Linked DNA regions of Homo sapiens: region 2 is linked to region 1. The links are chromatin loops, found by intact Hi-C in ENCODE. Cell type or tissue: ovary. All regions are shown on one strand. Links, peaks and the distances in the headings refer to the core of each region. The heading gives the core; the rest is flanking DNA.

Region 1 (10,455 bases), core at 3,547-8,546:
ATTAAATGAAGTGTTTCTGCACAGCCAAAGAAACTATCAACAGAGGAAACAGATAGCCTACAGGATGAAAGAAAATATTCACAAACTATGACAAAGGTCTAATATCCAGAGTTTATAAGAAACTTAAATGATTCAACAAGCAAAAAATAAATAACTCCATTAAAAAGTAATCAAAAGATATGAACAATTTTCTAAAAAATACATACAAGTGGCCAAAGAGACACATGAAAAAATACTCAACATCACTAATCATCACAGAAATGTAAATCAAAACCACAATAAGATACCATCTCACACCAGTCAGAACGGCTATTGTTAAAAAGCCAAAAAAACAACAAATGTTGGTGAGGCTTCCAACAAAAGGTAACATTTATACACTGTTGGTGGGAATGTAAATCAGTTCAGTCACTGCAGAAAGCACTTTGGAGATTTCTCAAAGAACGTGAAACAGAACTACCATCCAATCCAGCAATCCCATTACTGTGTATATATTGAAAAGAAAACAAATTGTTCTGTTGCAGCTTTCTTACTCCTGTCGTTTGGTGAGCAGGAGGGAGTGGTGCCCAGCAGCTTCTTCACTCCCATAGTTTGGCGAGTGAGAGGAAGTGTTATAGCTCTTTCATTTCTGCAGTTCCATGAGTTCCAAGTTCTTCTCTTGAGACCAAGAGGAATGAGGTACATGGACACTGGAGAGTAAGTAAGTCTCATTAAAATTTATTGAGTGAAAGAAACACTCTCAACAGTGAGAGGGGACCCAAAAGTGGGTAGCCTTATGTGAGGCTGAGTCTGGGCTTTTTATGGGCTTAGACTGGGGAATGCATGCTGATTGTTTTATTGGTGGGCTTGGAAAAGACACCATTCGGTTGGTTAAAAGGCATCATTCAGAAGGAATCAATCAAGAGCATGGGTAAGGTGGGGATGGGAGTTCTCCCTCTGTCAGTGGATTCTGTCTGGAACTAGCAGCTTGGCTTTCAGGCTTTAGACTGTCCTGGGCTTGAAGGTGGAGTTTCACCTGGACCCAACCCTGTCAGCCTAGGAATTTGTCTGTCTCCTGTTGTTATCCATTCTACCAAAAGGACATATACATTTGTAAGTTGAATACAGAGCAATTAACAATAGCAAATACATGGAATCAACCGAGGTGTCCATCAACAGTTGACTGGATGTGGCAAATATACACTATGTATCACCAAGAAAATGTGGTGTATATACACCATGGAATACTACACAGTCTTAGAAAAAAATGAAATCATGTCCTTTGCAGTAACATGAATACAGCTGAAGGACATAATCCTAGGTAAATTGATGCTGGAACAGAAAACCAAATACCGCATATTTTCACTTATAAGCCAGAGCTAAACATTGGACACTTGTGGACATATAGATGGGAACAATAGACACTGGAGACTATTAGAGTGGGGAGGAAAGAGTGGGGCAAGGATTGGAAAACTAACAGTTCTGTACCATGCTCACTACCTGGGTGATGAGATAATTTGTATCCTAAGTCTCAGCATCACACAATATACCCATGTAACAAACTTAGACATGAGCCCCTCAAATGTAATAAAAACTGAAAACATATTGAATGAACTGGAAAGAGGACCCAGAGTCTCAGGTGGAACCACAGACCTGACCAAGAAATTGATTTCTGCCTGAGAAGACCCTGAGCAGCAGGCCCATTTTATCTTTACCTGCACTCATAACCCATGGCAATTCTGAAATAATAAATTTATGCTGTTTAAGTTGTTAAAACAAAAAAGCCCAAACCCCCACAAATGTATATCAGGATAATAAGGAGAGATTAGAACTCTGACATACAGTTGGATAGCAAGTTTTATATTTCTAAAAGGAAAAATGAACTAGTGGAGAATGAGGAATAGCTCTGCCATAATGACCCCCCAAAAAATAAGGCCTTAGAATGTCAGGTTGTGACGCCGATCTCTGTAAAAGAAGTTGTTGCTTGAGTAGCCCTGCGTTTTGTTCTTCATCCTGACTTTTTAGAAGCAAATTTGGGTGGTTTAGAAATATAAACATAGTGTTAACACAATTTTCAATACAAGCAGATCATACTTTACTTTCAGAATGTAAATTTATGAAAGAGTACGTATCCCATCTACCTTTACTCAGATCCATTCTAAGTTACTAGGAAAGTGAACCATGGTAAATTTGCATGAATAACAATGCTTTCTGTGTTTGAATTAGTCCATCTTCCTACAAGCATTACCACAACTATATTTTACTTCTCAGAGTCAACTTGTACATACTAATTGAATTGTGCACCCTTGTAGTTGGATTATCACATCCCGAATAAACTCACTCATCAGCAATCACCTTTATCTCCCACTTGCCTTTATGCAGTTAACTTAGCAAGAGTCACCTGGGGCAAACAAATTTCCATTGTTGTCTTTAACAAGAATATAATGTAGAACAAGTAAGCTATGGAAGCACCAATCTAGACAAACAGTGAGCTTTTAAAAATGTTTAACCAGGCCCAAATGGGATGCAATTTAGAACTCTGCTGGTCACCTTTGAGTGAGGGTCCCATACAATTTAGCTGAACAGTTCTTCTTATCTGGTTTATCAACTATAGACATTAAAAGCTTGATTTAAGTTGCTATATACAAAGTCAAAGAATTTAATGTTAGTGAAAAGAGCTGGAAGCAAAGAAAACTTTCAAATCATATTATCAATCAATGGTTTAATAAGACAATATGGTATTGCCAAAGCTCAGACTTTGTGTCAGAAAATGTATACTGCCTCATCTTTTCATTATGATTAGGGCAGGAAAATCTTTTGTCAGAGAGAGTTCACCCTACTAACATAAAAGAATGTGTAAATGAGTACCCATCAAGGAGTAGAGTTAGGGTAAGAAAACAGACCATTGAAACAAAACATTATTAACTATCAAATTATGTGAAATGATGACAAACAGGATTATATTAAGACACTAGTTTAAAATTCTAAATATAATTGCATTTTCAAAATTTTAAACACTTTTTAGGTAAACTGTTCATCAGTATTCTATGGCCATGAAAAAGAAATGAAGTATTTACTTTTTTCTGAGAATTTGTATATTTCACATGAAATCTAGTTTGAGGAATATGTATATGTATAAAGTACTCTGCAAAATAACATCCAACACTAACAAGCATACTTCCAACTTAACATATATGTATGTACACTCATTTGTGAGTTCCTCCAGTGACTAAACTTAGCCCAATTTTAAGCATATTGTGAATGAACATTGTGTCATCTTTCATAATATTGGCGCACATATAGGAGAAAATATGCTTAGTAATTAGAGTCCATACAAGGGGTAAAACATCACCCTGTTACATCAGACCTCTTAGTGTGTGAAAGAGTTACCTTTTGATACTGTTTTCTGAGCTAGGACTTTTACATGTGACCATTTATAACAGGACCCTATTTATAATAGGGACAACAATATCCACTACAGTTTTACTGCCTCACATATGTCTTGGTGATTGCTTTGTTGACTGCTTCTTTTACATCCTTATTTCTCAGACTGTAGATCATGGGATTCAACATAGGAATTACTGTGGTGTAAAACACAGCCACCATTTTGCCCTGCTCTACGGATTCCTCAGTGGGTCTCCTGAGATACATGAAGATGGGGGTCCCATAAAACATAGAAACAGCCGTCAAGTGGGACCCACAGGTGGAGAACGCCTTCCTCCTGCCATCGGCAGAGCGCATGCGTAGCACAGCTACTACAATGAGAGTGTAGGAGATGAGGACCACCGAGAGGGAATATGTGAAGTTAATTCCAGCAATAACAATCATTGTGATTTCTTTGATGTGCACTCTCCCACAGGCAATCTGGATGAGAGGGGGATCTGCACAATAGAAGTGATTGATTTCAAAGTTTCCACAGAAGTATAAGCCATAAGTCCATAGTGTGCATATTAGGCTGACAGAGAATCCATAGACATAAGGCACAGAGATGAGCCGAACACACACAGTCCTAGACATTTTACTGCCATAAAGCAGAGGGTTGCAGCCGGCCATGTACCTGTCAAAGGCCATCACAGCCAGGATATAGACCTCCACGTGGACAACGGCAATGAAAAAGTAGCACTGCACCAAGCATCCCACATAGGAAATGGTTTTTGTCTCTGATAATAAGTTTTCCAGCATTTTGGGGGTAACGTTGGAGGAGAAGCACACGTCCGCAAAAGACAGATGACTCAGGAAAAAGTACATGGGACTCTGAAGCTGAGGACTGATGCTAATCAAAATGATCATACCAATATTTCCCAACAGAGTGATCATGTAAACCGCTAGGAACACCACAAAAAAGAGAACCTGTAGCTCCTGACGACAGGTCAGCCCCAGGAGAGTAAATTCTGTCACATCCGTGAAATTAGGCATTGCCTTAGTATAGGCCAAGTCTGTGTTGCCTATGGAGAAATTGTTTCAAAAGGAAAGTAAATGAATTTGTTTTATTCTTGAAACTGAGTTGCGTTTGTCCTTATTTTAATTCAAATAATTTAAAAACAATGTACACTTTGCAAAAATGTACAATACAGGGTTTAAATATACTATACATAAAATGAACTGAATATATAACATAATAGACATTGCAGTTTTAGTTCTGATCCAACTTTCCTTTGCTATAGATGTCCATGATTGTAGTTTCACTTTTTTGGCTCATTATAAATGTCAAACTAGGTAAAGAGCTGCAGATGCTGTGGTCAGAGATTTTCCTATGTAAAAATTTCTGATCTCTACTGGTTTCCTGTTACTAACAGAATTTGACTTGGGTTAGTGTTACTACTGTATTAAGTATAAAATATATGAAATAAAGCATCAAGGCATCTAAGAAACATAAACTAACACTACATTTTGTTTCAGTCACAGTGTGATGTACTTTTCTTATTTTACACAAAATCATTAGCGCTTTAGCATTTAGGTTGCTGCAAAAGTTATTGTGGGTTTTGCCGTTACTTTCAATGGCAAAAATGCAATTACTTTTGTACCAGCCTAATATTAGTTTGTTTTGTTTACCTTGAAACTCCTTAAACTGTCTTGCTTAGTAGTTACATTTAACAGAAATTTAGAAATAGTTATACATATGATTTCTACATGCCCTGATCTCTAGATCCACTAAACATAGTACAATAATCCAGTATAATTAAAACTCTCTAAGAAATATTTTTCTAGAGGCAACAGTCCCAGCCTTGTAATACTTATAAGAATAGCTGTTATTGAATGTTCAGGAAAACTCTTCTACGCAAATGTCCTGTAAAACAGGTTTTATTTGCATGACCATTTTACAAATGAGGAAGCTAAACACTGAGAGATTAAGAAAGTCTCCCTGGGTCAGAGGTCTACTAATTAGCAGAATTGGGATGCAAACAAAATCATTTTAGTGTTGTGTCTTTAACAATCTTCTATTGCTGCATCTTTGACAGCCTCTTCTACCATTATATTTCTTTTCATTTGAAATTCAGTTTGCTCATCCTCCACAATATGTGGAAGTTATCTCTTTCATAGTTCATCTTTAATGGACTTTTAAGAGCTTTGGTTACCCCAGAGCAGCCTAAACCACTGAGATAGTAAATCACTGCAACTCTCTACTTGTCCAAGTTTATCATCCCAGGATCAGATGATAATGATTTCTGGGAGAAAATTAATTTAATACCTAAATGTGTATCATCTATCAAAATAATCAAGAAGATTGAATTTGTAATCGACAAATAAAACCCAAAATTCATTTCTATTAACACTTCAGGAATTTTTCATGAAGAAAACCAGTGAAGGCATAAATTACTGGACCAATCATGCCAACTGACCCTATATCCCCAACTCCATTCATACATATATTTAAACAATATTATGAAAGTTAATAGTTTTTGTCTGTAAAAGAGAATGAGAGGACAAAAAATGAGAAATGAGGAGTTTTGCAAATCTTCATTATAATAAGCTCATTCTTACAAAGTTTTCAACAAACCAGGGATAGAAATACAAAAAGTTCCCAATAATATAATTTCATACAAGAAGACACTCTGATAACAAAATAAGTCTGTGAATAAGGTATTAGTTGCCTCTTCAAGACAGAGAGTGAAATTAAAATATTTGACTACATCAATCTCTATTGTAATGAGTGAAAAACTTGCAGACCTACCTTCAGCATAGAGAGTAGAAAATGATAACTTCTCACTATTTATAATAATGTCTTAAACATTAGGAACACTGGGATCATCTCCCTAAAGGACGATTCAGGTAATTATGAAAAAAATAATAAGTAAAATTCTAGACACAGCTCAGGTATAGGAGCAGTTAAGGAGTGTGGATGAGAAGAAGATTTTTTAAATAAAATAGATCAAAATTCTTGATCAATAATATAATCTTATCTCTCACTTTCACATGGGTTCTGTCTTCTTTTATTTACATATTGACAATTATGCATTTCAGCAAAATATTGGCCTGCATCATATAAAATTTCAGTGAGTCCCTTTCTTTCTGGTTGGACAATTGTTCTAAAAAGTGCCGTCTGTCAGGATAGATGATCATAGGAATGCACGTCCTATGCATCTCATGGTTGTGTTACAATGTCAGATGCCTCAAAGAATAAATCATTGGTAAAATGAGTACAAGTAGAAGTTATTACTGAAGTCAGTCAGGTCTGGGATTATACCTTTGGTATACCACTTTCACTATGCCACCTTGGACAAGCAATGTACTTCAGAGCCTCAGTGTACTCATCTGCAGAATAGGGAAATGACTATCTTACATTTTGGTTGAGATGATCTTAGAATGATATAGGGATAACTCTCTTCCCAATGGCTGTTGCATGTGAAGCACACAAAAAGTTGTCATTATTTGTGCAGTTTTACCTCTAAACAGTTTACTAGTATTATCTTACTACTTCTTTAGTATTCTAATATTATCCTTACCTTGAAGAATAAAAGTATTCCTATGTGAAATAAGTATGATGTACCAGGCTTGGTGGCTCACACCTGTAATCCCAGCACTTTGGGAGGCCAACGCGGGTAGAACATCTGAGGTCAGGAGTTCAAGACCAGCCCGGCCAACATGGTGGTACCCCGTCTCTACAATAATACAAAAATTACCTGGGCATGATGTCGGGTGCCTGTAATCCCAGCCACTCGGGAGGCTGAGGCAAGAGAATCGCTTGAACCTGGGAGGCAGAGGTAGTAGTGAGTCGAGACAGTGCCACTGCACTCCAGCCTGGGCAAGAGAGTAAGACTCCATCTCAAGAAAAAAAAAAAAAGAGAAGTATGATTTTAAGTCTTTCCTTTTTTAATTTTAGGGTTGGGGTACATATGCAGGTTTGTTACACAGACAAAGTGGCTTGATGTACAGATTATTTCATCACCAGGTAACAAACATAGCACCTAATAGGTATTTTAGGTATTTTTTTGCTCCTCTCCCTCCCCTCACCCCTATTCTCAAGTAGGCCGTGGTTATGTTGTTGTTGTTCCCTGCTATGTGTCCATGTATTCTTGTTGTTTAGCTCCCACTTATAAGTGAGAACATGCAGTATTGGCAAGTTTACATACTATCAAGCCAAAGAACATGGATACATGGATGCAAACTTAAATTATTTAAACTCTAAAGCATATACTTCCTCAATTTAGTCTGAAAAATCAACAACAGAATTGTGTTTGGGCAAAGTTTTTTCCAGTGTCAAAGTACCCAGAATTTATTAATTTCTTCTCACCAGTTATTGAGAAAGTCTATTAGATGAGTTTGACATTAGGGAATTTTGACTTCATATGCAATATCTCAAGAAAATGTAGATTGGAAAAGAAGAAAGAGTGTGTGTGTGTGTGTGTGTGTGTGTGTGTGTGTGTGTGTGTGAGAGAGAGAGAGAGACAGAGAGAGACAGGAAGAAAAAAATACAGAAGAGAAATAGAGAAAGAGATAACTTGGCTTCATGCTTAGACGTTGGAAATGCTTAAATATGATTAAGCTCACAGATGTAGAAATAAGTGTGACAATACTATCTATTTTTAAAAGTACTTTACAGAAATATCTTGAAATTCAGATGGGAAAATTGCTTTAAGCTCTGCCAAAAAATCGAGACTCATGAAAATTATTAGGCAGAAAATACATAGGGATCAGAGTTTACAACCTTAAAAGTAACTGGATGGGTGAAAAAAGTGACTTGTCCAAGGTCATCCACAAATTCACTTGAAATTTGGAAACTCAAACCAGAAACATGGTTTGACCACTGACCTGGAGTCATCATTCTTTATGTAACACTAAACTAACCCTCAAAAGAATAAACAGAAACACATTTCGCCTTTGAAAAAGAGAGGTAACAAAGATGGTTCAAATTTACCTGCCAATAAGCTGCAGGTGATAAAATGCTTTCAAAACACATTTTGAAATTTATTAATAACAAGAAAATAATTTGGCATATCAAGGGTTCCCCAAAAATGGCAAATAAATGTTTTTATTGACAAAATAAATTACTTTCAACTTCGGAGTAATCCCAAAAGAAGTTGTGTACCTTAGATATTAAAAGTCTCTAGAGGTTCGACATCTTTCAACCATGCTGCCCATGATTTATGTGTATGTATGTCGAAATGAGTTCATTTCACTTATAGGTTCTCTTGAGGTAAATAAAATTCAATATTGGACAAAGAAGAATGCTTTTTTACACTTTCATCAATAGCAGATAAACATTTCTTTTTCTTCACAACCTTGCCAGCATCTAATTTTTTTGGCTTTTTGATAATAGCCATTCTGACTGGTGTGAGAAGGTATCTCGTAGTTTTGATTTCCATTTTGTTAATCATCAGTGATGTTGAGCTTTTTCTTATGATTCTTGGCCTCATGTATCTTGGTTTAACCATTGTGGAAGACAGTGTGGGGATTACTCAAAGACCTCAGAACAGAAATATCCAGCAATTCCATGCCTGGGTATATGCCCAAGTGAATATAAATTGTTCTACTATAAAGACAAATGTACATGTATATTCACTGCAGCACTATTCACAATACAGGTAATCAACCTAAAAGCCCATTGGTGATAAACTGGATAAAGAAAATGCACATATACATCATGGAATACTAGGCAGCCATAAGGAAAAAAACGAGATCTTGTCCTTTGCAAGAAGATAGACGGAGATAGAGACCATTATCTTTAGCAAACTAATGCAGGAACAGAAAACCAAATACCTCATGTTCTCACTTAGAAGTGTGAGCTAAATGTTGAGAGTACAAGGACACATAGAGGGGAGCAACACACATTGAGGCCTATGAAAGGGTGGAGATTGGGAGGAGGGGGAGGATCAGGATAATAATTAATGGGTACTAGGCTTAGTACTTGGGTGATGAAATATTCTGTACCACAAACCTCTATAACACAAGTTTACCTATAGAACAAACCTGCACTCCTACCCTTGAACTTAAAATAAAAGTTAAATAAAAAAAGAATGCTTTTCTCTCAGATGACACCAATCTTGCTTTATATTCACATCTTTGCAGATAATTTTAATTATTTAAATGTATAATATAAAATGTATAAATTACATTTCTTTAGCTATATATTGTTTGCCTCAAAACAGAAGGTGATTATTTATTTATTTGGGCTGAGGACGTAGACTTGATGAAATAAGTTAAGTTGTAGCTTCATCCTTATGCTTCACGAAATATGGTGCAAGAGAGATGTGAAATTATGTTCCCATTATTATGTCATAAAATGTTATTGATAACAACAAATAGTGCATGCTAAATACTGAATTTATTTTAAATGCAAAAGTTAACTAGAATATGTAAGTGCCATGTCTTGGTCACAGGTGTACCAAATATCCCACATGAGTAGAATGTAATTTATTCTGTGGAATTTGGAGAGCAATGGTTTTACAATGACAGCTTCTTCCACTAATTCTTCAACTCCTCAGTCAGAGTGAAGACACCAGCAGGGGCAAACCACAGTCTGGTGACTGGCAATCATAGAGTAGAAACACAGCAGTTCCTGGGGTCTGTGAAACAGAGACACTTACCATGTTGTGTTTCTTAAGAAACACCAAAAATTTAAAAATCATGAAATACAATAGTATTGCTATTTTCAAAGTAGCAGTCTCTGAACAGACCCTACCCAACATAATGAAAGACGCATTAAACAATAAATAATCTCATAACAATTAGAGAGACCAATATTTTATGTCTTCATGTTGGAAAACCAAATTAAATATCATGGGTTTTTTTTTTCTGCCCCACATTTGTTTTTAAGTGGGCAAATAAATATTTCTTAAATTCATGCACCTGCACTTTTCAATAAGAAAACGTCTTTTGGTTGCAGCTATTTGAGCAATTTCCCTTAGTACACCTATGAACTTTGGCACACATCACAGTTTCAATTAACTTATTTGTATGTAATTAATCTCCATACTCACATCAACAGAAATGAATCATTCCTCCTTATATTTTCTCAATTTGTACCACTTTTATTTTTCT
Region 2 (10,455 bases), core at 2,612-7,611, 59 kb after region 1:
CATGGGGATTCTGCCAGTATGTCTATTCTATTTATGCATTTTAGAACCAGAGAAATAACCACAGGCTGAGTTCAGGGACCCACTGGGCCCACTTTGAGATGGAATTCACTGATAATCTAATCATCATAAGCCCCTACTGACTGAAGGGGCTATAATGATGTTGTGAGCCTGAAATTGTCAGTTCAGAGCCAGTGTCAAGTAGTACTCAAAAGTCTGATTATCTCCTTTTCTCCAATGCAGTTACCCAGATAAAAGGTCCCTCTCTGTGGGACCTAGCAATATATGGAAATCTTCCTTGAGAAGACCTTGTCTCCCCTTCATTTAAGGAGTTCTGGGTCTGTAAACTGCCTCAAGTCTACAAATTGATTGAGGGACTGTAACTATCAGTTATTATAATTCAGAATAGACTTTTGTTCACTTGACCTAAAATGTTTTTGCATATTCAGATCAAGTAAGAATTTAGTGGGCTTTCTATTTACTTATACAACTGGGAACACCATAATTAACTAGCCTGTGCTAGCCAATGTCATAGATACGTGTGGGTCAGACTATTCTATTTGATGCTTTAACCTGCTGTTCATTATGGTAACTATGCCCACCTTGCCTTGGGCCATTGAAAGCCACCACCTGGCCTCTGCCACCCCATGATCTAGTTACTATTACTGCATTTTGATTTTCCAATTGTGTGGTTGCAGTTTCCCCTCACAAGTTTATTTATCAATGTATTGGTGAAAAGCTTGTCTTCTGAACCCTTCCAGTATGGGTGAGTAGGTCTTCAATGGCAAGTCCACTCTTGAATTTTAATTTCTCTAGACCTTTGAATTCCTTCCTCTACATTAAACCAAGGGAAGTTAAACATTTCCAGTTTACTCACAGTGGACCATCTTTTGATTCATGTTTCAGCCAAACAACCAAACTTAGAGCTTTTTCTAACTCCCCAAGTTGCAACATTAAATGGAGAATCTCTGTTTAATGAGCTCATATTGACAAATTAGACCTGATCCAACTATATCTTCATTCTACTCTTTTACCATATGCTTAGTATCCATTCCTACACATGTTCCCTGGATTTCTGTTTGTATAAATTAGAAAACTCATCTACTTTTTTAGTGCACCACCTCATGGTCTTGCTTGGTACCTCTTCTTTCAGGGGCTGTTGGTACTTGGGTTTAGTTATAAGTTTAGAAGCAAAGAAGGGTGGTAAAGGTGGGCCCCAAAAAGAATCTGTATTGTCTTGTATGGAAACTGCCTCAGGGGAAGTCTTTACCATTTATTCTGGCAATATGGAGTTAATTACCCAAGACATAGGTGGAAAAGCTGATACCACTGGGAACGGGGAGGCCAATTCCACTAGGAGTATAGGAGTAGGGAAACCTCTTTCACTGTCAGATAGCACTTATCAGAATTTAGGGGCTCAGTCTTTCCAGCTTCATCAGGATCTTCCCACAAACCCCCAACGCAACATATAGGATCCCTTTCTGCAATTCTCTAATTGAAGCTACAGGAGACAAGGATCTCCTTCCAGACATACATAGAAGCTCTCAGGGTTGGACTGGAAATTAAAATCCCCAAGCTCATCCTTATCTTTCAGCACTTTGTCCAGTGACATTAAGAGTAACCAATCAATATCGTTATAATCCTTAGTTTTCTAAGAAAGTACAAAAGTATATAGAGAGTCACATAGTTCCTTATATCTTATAAGTGTCTGATGAGGATAATCCAATGTGGATACTTTGCATATATGTATAAACAGTTTATGTCATGGACTATCAATGCTTTTTCGACTACTCTAAATAGTCATTAGCATCTTTAAATCTAATGAAATTAAAGAGCCAATTCCAGAAACCTCAGAAACAGATAAGAAAATATATCCTTAAAATTATGTTGCTCTAGAACCACTCTCAATACCAAAATCTGTATTCATCAGGGTTCTCCAGAGAAAGAGAAGCATTCTATATATAGAATGAAGATTTTACATATATATATATATATATATATATATAACATTACATGATTACACACACACACACGCACACACACAATGGAAACTGGCTCATGCAACTATAAAGGCCAAAAAGTCCTGTGATTTGCCGCCTGCAGGCTGGAAAACCAGGAAAGCTGGTGGTTTAATTCAGTCTAAGTTTGAAGACCTGGTAGGGGAACAAATAGTTTAAGTCCTGGTCAGAGTCTGCAGGTCCGAGGTCCAGGAGCACCAACATTGTCCAAGAGCAGGCGAAGATTGATGTCCCAACTCACCCAGAGAAAACAAATCTGCTCTTCTTTTGCCTTTCTATTCTATTCAGGCCCTCAGCAGATTGCATGATGCCAGCCCACATTGGTGAGAACACTCTCCTTTACTCAGTCTTCCAATTCAAATGGTAAAATCTCTTCCAGACACACATTCACAGACACACCCAGAAATAACATTTTACCAAGTATTTGTGCACCCTGTCGCCCAGTCAAGTTGACACATAAAATTAACCATCATGCTACTATTTTCAAACGTTACGTTCTTTCTATTTCTATTTATTTGGTTGTTCAAAAAGAGTCACAAACATATAGGGCAGCTACTGTTTTGTGTTATTGATTCCTTCAAGGAGGTAACATTATCTAGACATATTCATAAGGTGAAATTCAAAAACAGAGAAGTTTTTCTGGCTTACAAAGAGTAGAAAGATTCCAAATTTGTTTGGAAAATATAAAGTTAGAACTCTCATACACTTCCATCACATTATGGAGTAGCAACATGGCGTGTGGTGAAATTTGGTTTTATTTGGTCGGAGTAGCCACAAGGTGGCAGGATATGATGCTATTCCATGTCGTCAGCTCTGGGGATAACACCATGTTAAATAAGTTTACATGAAATGCAAACATAGAGAAGGACAGCCATATAAACGTGGAGCACTTTGGACCCAATATTGTGACTACATGGAAGGCAGATGACCATGTGGATGTGATTGCCACAGATGGCTGCAGGGACAAAACACTGGGTTAACGGGAATGTGACCATGTTATGCTGTTCATATAAATTGGCTATGGAATTGAACTTGCCAAATAAAAAGTTAACCAGAATTTGTAGGATTGAGAGATTGGCAAGGAGACAGTGTGAGGATGTGATGTGCAGATTTAGGGCCAAGTTTTCCAGAAAAAGAAAAATACAAATTAATAGAACCAAGAGAAAGAAGACAAGATGCAACGCCGGGCAACTGGCCAACCTCAGGAAGATAAATTTCTTCTCTCTGGTTTGATTTATTCTGCACATTTCCAGATGAATTCTGTTGAAGGAGACAAAAGCAGACTGATTATACATGAATAAAATATACACATTTAAGTTACCATCAGTGTTTTGTTTTGCAGGAAAATCCCATTACCTTACAAAACTAATATTATAATCTCCATTATTTTTTTTACTTCTTTTTTTCTATCTATCTATCTATCTATCATCTATCTGTCATCTACCCATCAATCATCTATCTATCATTTTTTAGGGATCACATACTACATACCAGGCTGAAAAATAGAAAATAATTGCTCTCAAAACATCATTGTTTCTGACCTCATGTCACTTACAATATTATAGAGAACACAGACATTAATTATATCCAAAGAGTAATAAATGTATTAAAAGAAAACATAGAAGGTTATGAAAGGAACCTAAGTCTAAGATAGGTAAAGTAACTTTCCAGTTAATAATTAAAACAGGTACCTTTTATTGAGTAAATACTATGTATCCAGTACTGTCCTAAGTGTGTTTCATGTGTTAATTAATATCTTCTGTGAAGACAGCATCCTTATGAAAAATCACTATGTCTTCACTTTATAGAAGAGGGCACTGAGGCCGAGAGAGGTTGTATAACTTGCTCAGTAAATCAGATTCCAGAGTTCATGCTCATAACTACTCATTTAGCTAATAAATGATGGAGTTAGGATCTGACTGCAAAAATTTGTCTTATGGAACAAGTTAAATTTATCTATACATTATAAAAAGAATTTTTTATAGTGCATTATATCCTTCAGTGTGCATGCAGCTGTCAAATACATGATCAGCAATACTTCTGGAAGATAGAAAATAATTATATTTTTCATTGTATGATTTTGCCTTCAATGAAGTATAGTGGCAAAAGTATAATAGTAACACAAACAAACAAATAAACTTTAAAGCCAGGCATATTTGAGCTCCCCTTCTAATCTACCTATGTGCTTTTAGGTTAACAACTTGTAAATCTGTTGTCTTTTCTTTAAAGTGGAGATTATAGTACTGAATGCATAGTGTTGATGGGCAGATTAAGTAAAACAACTTACATTAAAATATTACCTGAACTATAATAAAAAGTATTACTCTGTCTTATTTTTGTGTGTATGTGTGAGTGTGAGTGTCTAAATATTTTTCACTTATTCATTGTTCCCAAAAACATCTGTTATATGAGTAAAGACATTAGGCTCATAACATCACTACTCCCTATAACATTTAGTATTTTATACACATGTATAAATTTTCCTGAAAGGAATATCAGAGTGATGATCTTTTGGATAGGTGAGGAGAAAATAATATATCATATTTATTGTTCTTTTCAAAAGTACAGTAAATATTCTTTATTTTTTCTGATTATTTCTTCATTGTATTACCCAATTTGTCCAACAAATAAAGAATTCAGCAGAATTAACTTTGAAAGAAAAGAGACATGAAATTGGAGACTCTTCTTGAAATCTCTTATGACAGACTTTAATAATGGGATTTTAATGTCATCAATAAGAAAGTTATTCTTTACTTTTTAGCTAAAATCCAGGGCCTACTAAAATAACATATTAATACCAAAAATTTTCATCAGCACATATTTATTTTATGTCTAATACAATATGATATGGACTTAGATAGTCTTAACAGGCTGATAGACGTGATTCCAGCGAGCCAGTCAATTCATGAAAGCACTTGGTGTAATTCCTTTCTATCTTGAACTTTTGTGTATATGGGCGTAACTATTGGTTTTGTATTGCTAAAGTCAGTCATAAACATCAATGACATTATGGTTACTTGTATTTCTGAAAAGTAAGTTGGCTTATGACTAATAACATATTCCCTCAGAGTCATCTGCTGGTCTGTTCAAAGACACTTTTCTTATAAATTCTAAAATTGAGGCACTTTGTTTACTTTGAAAGTGGACATTCATTAACTTTTAATAAAATTGTGTATGATGTGTACTCTTTCATGCTGCAGTCATTGAACCTTTCTTCGGTGCCAAGCTAGGCTGTACAGATAGAAGCATGGGCCCTGAGATCAGAAAATTTTATATAATTAAGAAGCTGGTTTCACATAACTAAAAACATATGTGTATTTAAACAGGAATACATCTAGGTATGTGTCTAAGCGGAATTCAACAATTGTTAATTAAATGTAAAAAATTAGTAAAAATAGCTTTTTTATTTATATGTGTGTTTTAACAGAATTTGTGGGCAATCTGACTTTCAAAATCAAGGTATTTAAATAGGAACATGTAGTAGTACAAGGTTTAAAATAATTATATGCAATAATATAAAATGAATGAGTCTGAAAATTTCTGTAGAAATACTAAGCAGAGATTAACTCGAAGGTACAAAGAAAGCTTTGAAATACAACTGAGAAAAAATATCATGTCTTTTTGAGTTGTGACTTGTTATAGTTTTATGGTTTTTTCTTTTTCATTGAAACTAACATCTACATATTTGATCACAAATTGGTTCTTAATTATTTTGCTCAGACCCCACCTGACATTACGTCATACTAGGAGCTATGGGAGGGCTGAGGAAGGTGCATAAAGCATAAACAAGTTCTAGTCTTGGACAATCACAGGGCTAGCTTCAATTTGCCCAGAGATAATTTTTTCTTTCCTCTCTTTCGTTAGCACCTCCATAGTCTTACAGCATTTAACAAATTGTATTGATCTTTCTGTTTACAGTTTCATGACCCCTGTAAAACTATGCCATTGTCGAGCTCCTTGAAAAGTCCTTGGTGTTAGGAGAAGTGTGACTTATTGTAGATACTCAGCACACATTCATCAATTTTGCTTATGTTATCAACTGCAAAGTCACCAGATTTGTCACATCCTTAAAATATCAACTTGTCCTTTGCTTCCTTTAGCACTAAAATACTTACAAACAAGTCGACATATGTCATTCTAAAATTAGGTATATAATAACTAACTGTGACAAAGTACCACTGTGAGTAAAATTTGAATGATGCTACTAATAAAAATATATGATCTATCCTGAAAAATAGATTAAAAAAGCAGAGGTGAGAGAAAGCATGAAGGACTCTAGTCCCCAGAAGTGTAGAATTGAATTGATAAGTTCTGCAGAAGTCACAGTTATTTGCAGCCAGTCATATACCCTTATAGGAGCCATTCTTTGTCTGCTTCCAGAGTTAATATTTGAAAAATAACTGCTGGGCTGGCCTCATGTCCTGTCGTGGCAGAAGGAGAAAGGTGTCTTATTGAAAGTGACTCTCACAAGTGGAGAGACATAAGTGGGTGTCAGGCATGGACACAGAGGTGTTATCGTAAGTTTTCTCTCCTAGAGAAACAGCCTAGAGGGACAGCAAGTCTCACCAGCAGTTGTGACATTCCTCTAAACCATGAGACTGAAGTTTCTTGGTAGTAATTGCTACAGAATTGTAAACCACTAAAAAGCAACCATGACAGTCAACTTGTGTTTTAACAATCGTGTATATATGTGTGTACATATAACCACACATTTGTTTGTAGATACGAAGAAATTAAAAAAAAAAAACTAAAGAAACTGTTAATCGTTGTAACTCTAGGAAGTGAGAATAAAAAATCAGGGTGTGGGAAAGAAAATAAAATATTTTAATCTCTTACTTTTTACCTTTCCATAGAGACCTAATGTTTTATTACAACAATGTATAATTTTTTATAATGTAAAAAATATGTTGTTATAAATGTAATTTACATGTAAATTTACATGTAAATTGTTACACATGTAAATTCATACATGTAAATGTATGCATGTTATGAATAAAAGAATAATTATTCCTCATACATGCATATACACCTCCCTACCCTTCACACACACATATTTCACTCATATGTAACATGTAAAACCATAAATTTTCTCTATCTATGTCTATGTTTTGTTGTTAGATTATAGTTTTTCATTGGGGATCTAAAATTGACTTTACTGTAAAGCTACTAAAGTTAAATACAGTTCTCATAAATAGAAAGATTTTTTTATTTGACTAATAAAGATACACTGATTTTACTTCAAAAGCACGTTTCTTCTGATCAGTTTCCAAAAAGCTTGTTTCACATCCTTGTTCCTCAAACTATAGATGATGGGGTTCAACATAGGGCTTACAAAAGTGTAGAAAACAGCAATGACTTTGGACTGTTCCACTGACCTGTCCGTGGGAGGTCTAACGTACATGCAGAACAGGGTTCCATAAAACACAGTCACTGCCACCAGGTGGGACCCGCAGGTGGAGAACGCTTTGTGCCTACTTTCAGCAGAACGCATCCTCAGGATGGCAATGAGAATGAAGATGTAGGAGATGAGGATTATGATGAGGGAGCTGGAGAGGTTAAATCATGCTACCACAAACATGGATGTTTCCTTAATGAAAGTGTCAGAGCAGGAAAGTCGGATGAGGGGTGGGTCAGCACAGTAGAAGTGATTAATGATATTGGAGCCACAGAAGGTCAAGTGGTATGTCCACATGGTTTCCATCAGTCCACTAAGAAACCCATAGACATATGGACCAGCAATCAGGCGAATACAGAGCCCTTTGGACATCTTGCTGCTGTAAAGCAAAGGGTTACAGATGGCCACATACCTATCATAGGCCATTACAGCTAGCATATAATATTCAGTAATCACCACAGCAATGAAAAAATAGCACTGGACTAAACAAGCAGCATAGGAAATGGCTTTCTTGTCTGAGAAGAAGTTCACCAACATCTTGGGAGTCACATTAGTGGAGTAATACAAATCCAAGCAGGACAAACTAGCAAGAAAGAAATACATGGGGGTGTGGAGGCGTGAATCTATCCTGATCAACACCAACATCCCAAGGTTCCCCCCGACAGTGATCAGGTAGATTAGCAGGAACAGTACAAAGAGGATGGGCTGAAGCTCTGGAAGATCCTTTAATCCCAAGAGAATAAATTCCGTCACCAAAGTAGAATTTCCTCTAACCATTTTCTTAGGTACCAGCATTTTTCACTTAAATGGATGAAAATAAATCAAGGTGAATGAGAAGTCCATTACATGTTACCTTTTTTCTCTTTCTCTTATTTGCTCTCTCTCTTTTTCTTTCTCTCTTGTTCTCCCTCACACAGCCAGTCAGGCAGGACTCAAGAATATAGGGCCTGGTGGTCTTAAAAAAGCAAAGGCCCCAATTAACTGGGTGTATCATATGCAGATGATTCCTAAAAAGAATGGTTTCTGTGTTACCAACGTGTTTTGGAATGAGGGAATAGTGTCCTAAAGTTTGTCGAAAAATGGATTAAGCCACTAACTGCCTTTTTCAGTTGACTATACAATCATGGGCTTCCTTTATAACAACAGTCCCCAACCTTTTTAGCACCAACGACCAGTTTTGTGGAAGACAATTTTTCCATGGATGGGGGTTGGAGGGTGGGGTTGTTGGGGATAATCAAGCATTAGATTCTCGTAAGGAGCACACAACCTAGATAGCTGGCATGCGCATGCAGTTCACAATAGGGTGGGTGCTCCCATGAGAATCTAATGCCAAGACTAATCTGACGGGAGGCGGAGCTCAGGCAGGAATGCTCACTTGCTGGTGGCTTGCCTCCTGCTGTGTGGCCCAGTTGCTAACAGGACATGGACCATACCAGTTCATGGCCTGGGGGTTAGGGGACCCCTGCTTTAGTGTCTCCACCTTTGAGAATTTCACTGGCTATGTGCTGTATTAGAGAGTCCAGAATCATAGGGGTTTGAAGGAAATTCTGGGTTTTTTTTCTTCACTTTTTTTTTCTTACTGCTATACCAACAAAATCAAAAGCAATTCATTTCTTTGTGAATAAACCAAAGATAAGGTTTCTAAATTTGGAATAACAAGGGCCTATATGAATTACTAATGAAGGAATTTTCAGTCGAAGGAGTTTGTAGGAGTAAAGCAAGAGAAGTTGCCAAATGTTATTTCATAGATTTTATCTACTGGTCCATTTATGTTTTAATTTAATCCTGAATGCATTTAAGGGGTTTACAGCATATAACAGAATGTGACAAATTTGTTCTGCTAGTGGAACACAAATTTGTTTCAGGTTTCTAGCAGCATTAGTTCAAACTTCTTTATAATATTATAATGTCCAGAATAATAAAATGAAAAGTAATCAAGAGAGATAGAATTATTCCTAGAGTTCAAACAATACAAATTATAATGAACAGATTATACTTTCAGATAATATTAATTCAGATAATATCAATTGTAATGAAATGAGACAATGGGAAATTATGGTGCTGGGATTCTATACAATAATTTTTTATTATAAATTCCCAATGTTGCCTTGTGTTATTTTATAAGTAAAACACTAAAGGAGATAAGAGATCAAAACTTAAATGTCTATGGGAGCCCTTTAGCTAATAAGAATGAGTGAAGTGGGTTGGGTTTAAGAGTCCACTGAAGTGAAACATAGAGTGGTTCCCAGTGTAGACTCAGAAGTCACTCAGGCCAATAGAATTTTGCTTTATGTTAGCAGGGACCTTGTGTTGTAAGGTCTTAAGAGCTTTACATTTTAAATATCAGAATTCATTGTTTTTATGGGAAATCTACCAAAGATAGTGTTGGCAATTCATTCGATTTTTAAATTTATCTTAATCCAGGGCACAAAACAGAAGTCTGTAGGCTTGAGCTAGTGGGATACAATTCCTTGCAACACCAGTGTCTTCAACTACATACTTCAGTGTCTAACCTCTTCCCGGAAATTGAATTAAGGGTTCACACAAGTTAGCTACTTTGACTCTGTGATGCTTTCAGGATGCTAAATGATTTAACCATTGTAATATGGTTACATTTGTGCACAAACAGCACTGAACACTCCATGCATGCAAGTTGCTTTGCTGGGGAATTGAAGACAACTGATCACAGTGCTTGCCTTGAAAGAGCTGGTTGATTTTCATGGTAAGGAGCATGAAAATTAAAGTTAAATATGATTAGTTCAATAATAAAAATACAAACAAAATAACTAATTGTTTCAGGAATCAGGGTAAGCATCAAAGGACAATAATCTAACTGGGGCTTGAAAAATAACTAGGAATTTCCTAGAGGAATAAGAGTGGGGAGCAGTTTTAGCTAGTATGAACAGTACATGCAGAAAATTGTCTTAGGCAACTTTCAAGAGAAATTAAACATATTTCACATAGATGCAGGGATGACTTTTCTATTGTGGCAAATAAGACATTTAATAAGCGGTAAGTAGTCAAACAAAACTTAAAGTCTCCAAC

The links. Peaks named below come from ENCODE experiments on the same cell type or tissue, not always from the same donor. Only the 100,000 strongest peaks of a DNase experiment are listed, where the experiment ranks them.
Region 2: it touches region 1 in a loop (4-fold over the local background); 2 of 110 quality-filtered maps call a loop at or near these places.

The regions. Positions count from the first base shown.
Region 1 is chr11:56,459,010-56,469,464 of GRCh38, forward strand. It overlaps OR5M9 (olfactory receptor family 5 subfamily M member 9), which reads right to left and starts at 4,392. Exons shown (of 1, transcript NM_001004743.1): 1 at 3,460-4,392. The coding sequence starts at 4,392. The coding sequence ends at 3,460. It overlaps OR5M3 (olfactory receptor family 5 subfamily M member 3), which reads right to left. Exons shown (of 2, transcript NM_001004742.3): 2 at 10,265-10,455. In ovary, for the core only: no CTCF peak of the experiment used is centred there; no DNase peak of the experiment used is centred there.
Region 2 is chr11:56,519,316-56,529,770 of GRCh38, forward strand. It overlaps the pseudogene OR5M5P. Among named protein-coding and RNA genes, the nearest start is that of OR5M11, 19 kb to the right of the region's middle. In ovary, for the core only: no CTCF peak of the experiment used is centred there; no DNase peak of the experiment used is centred there.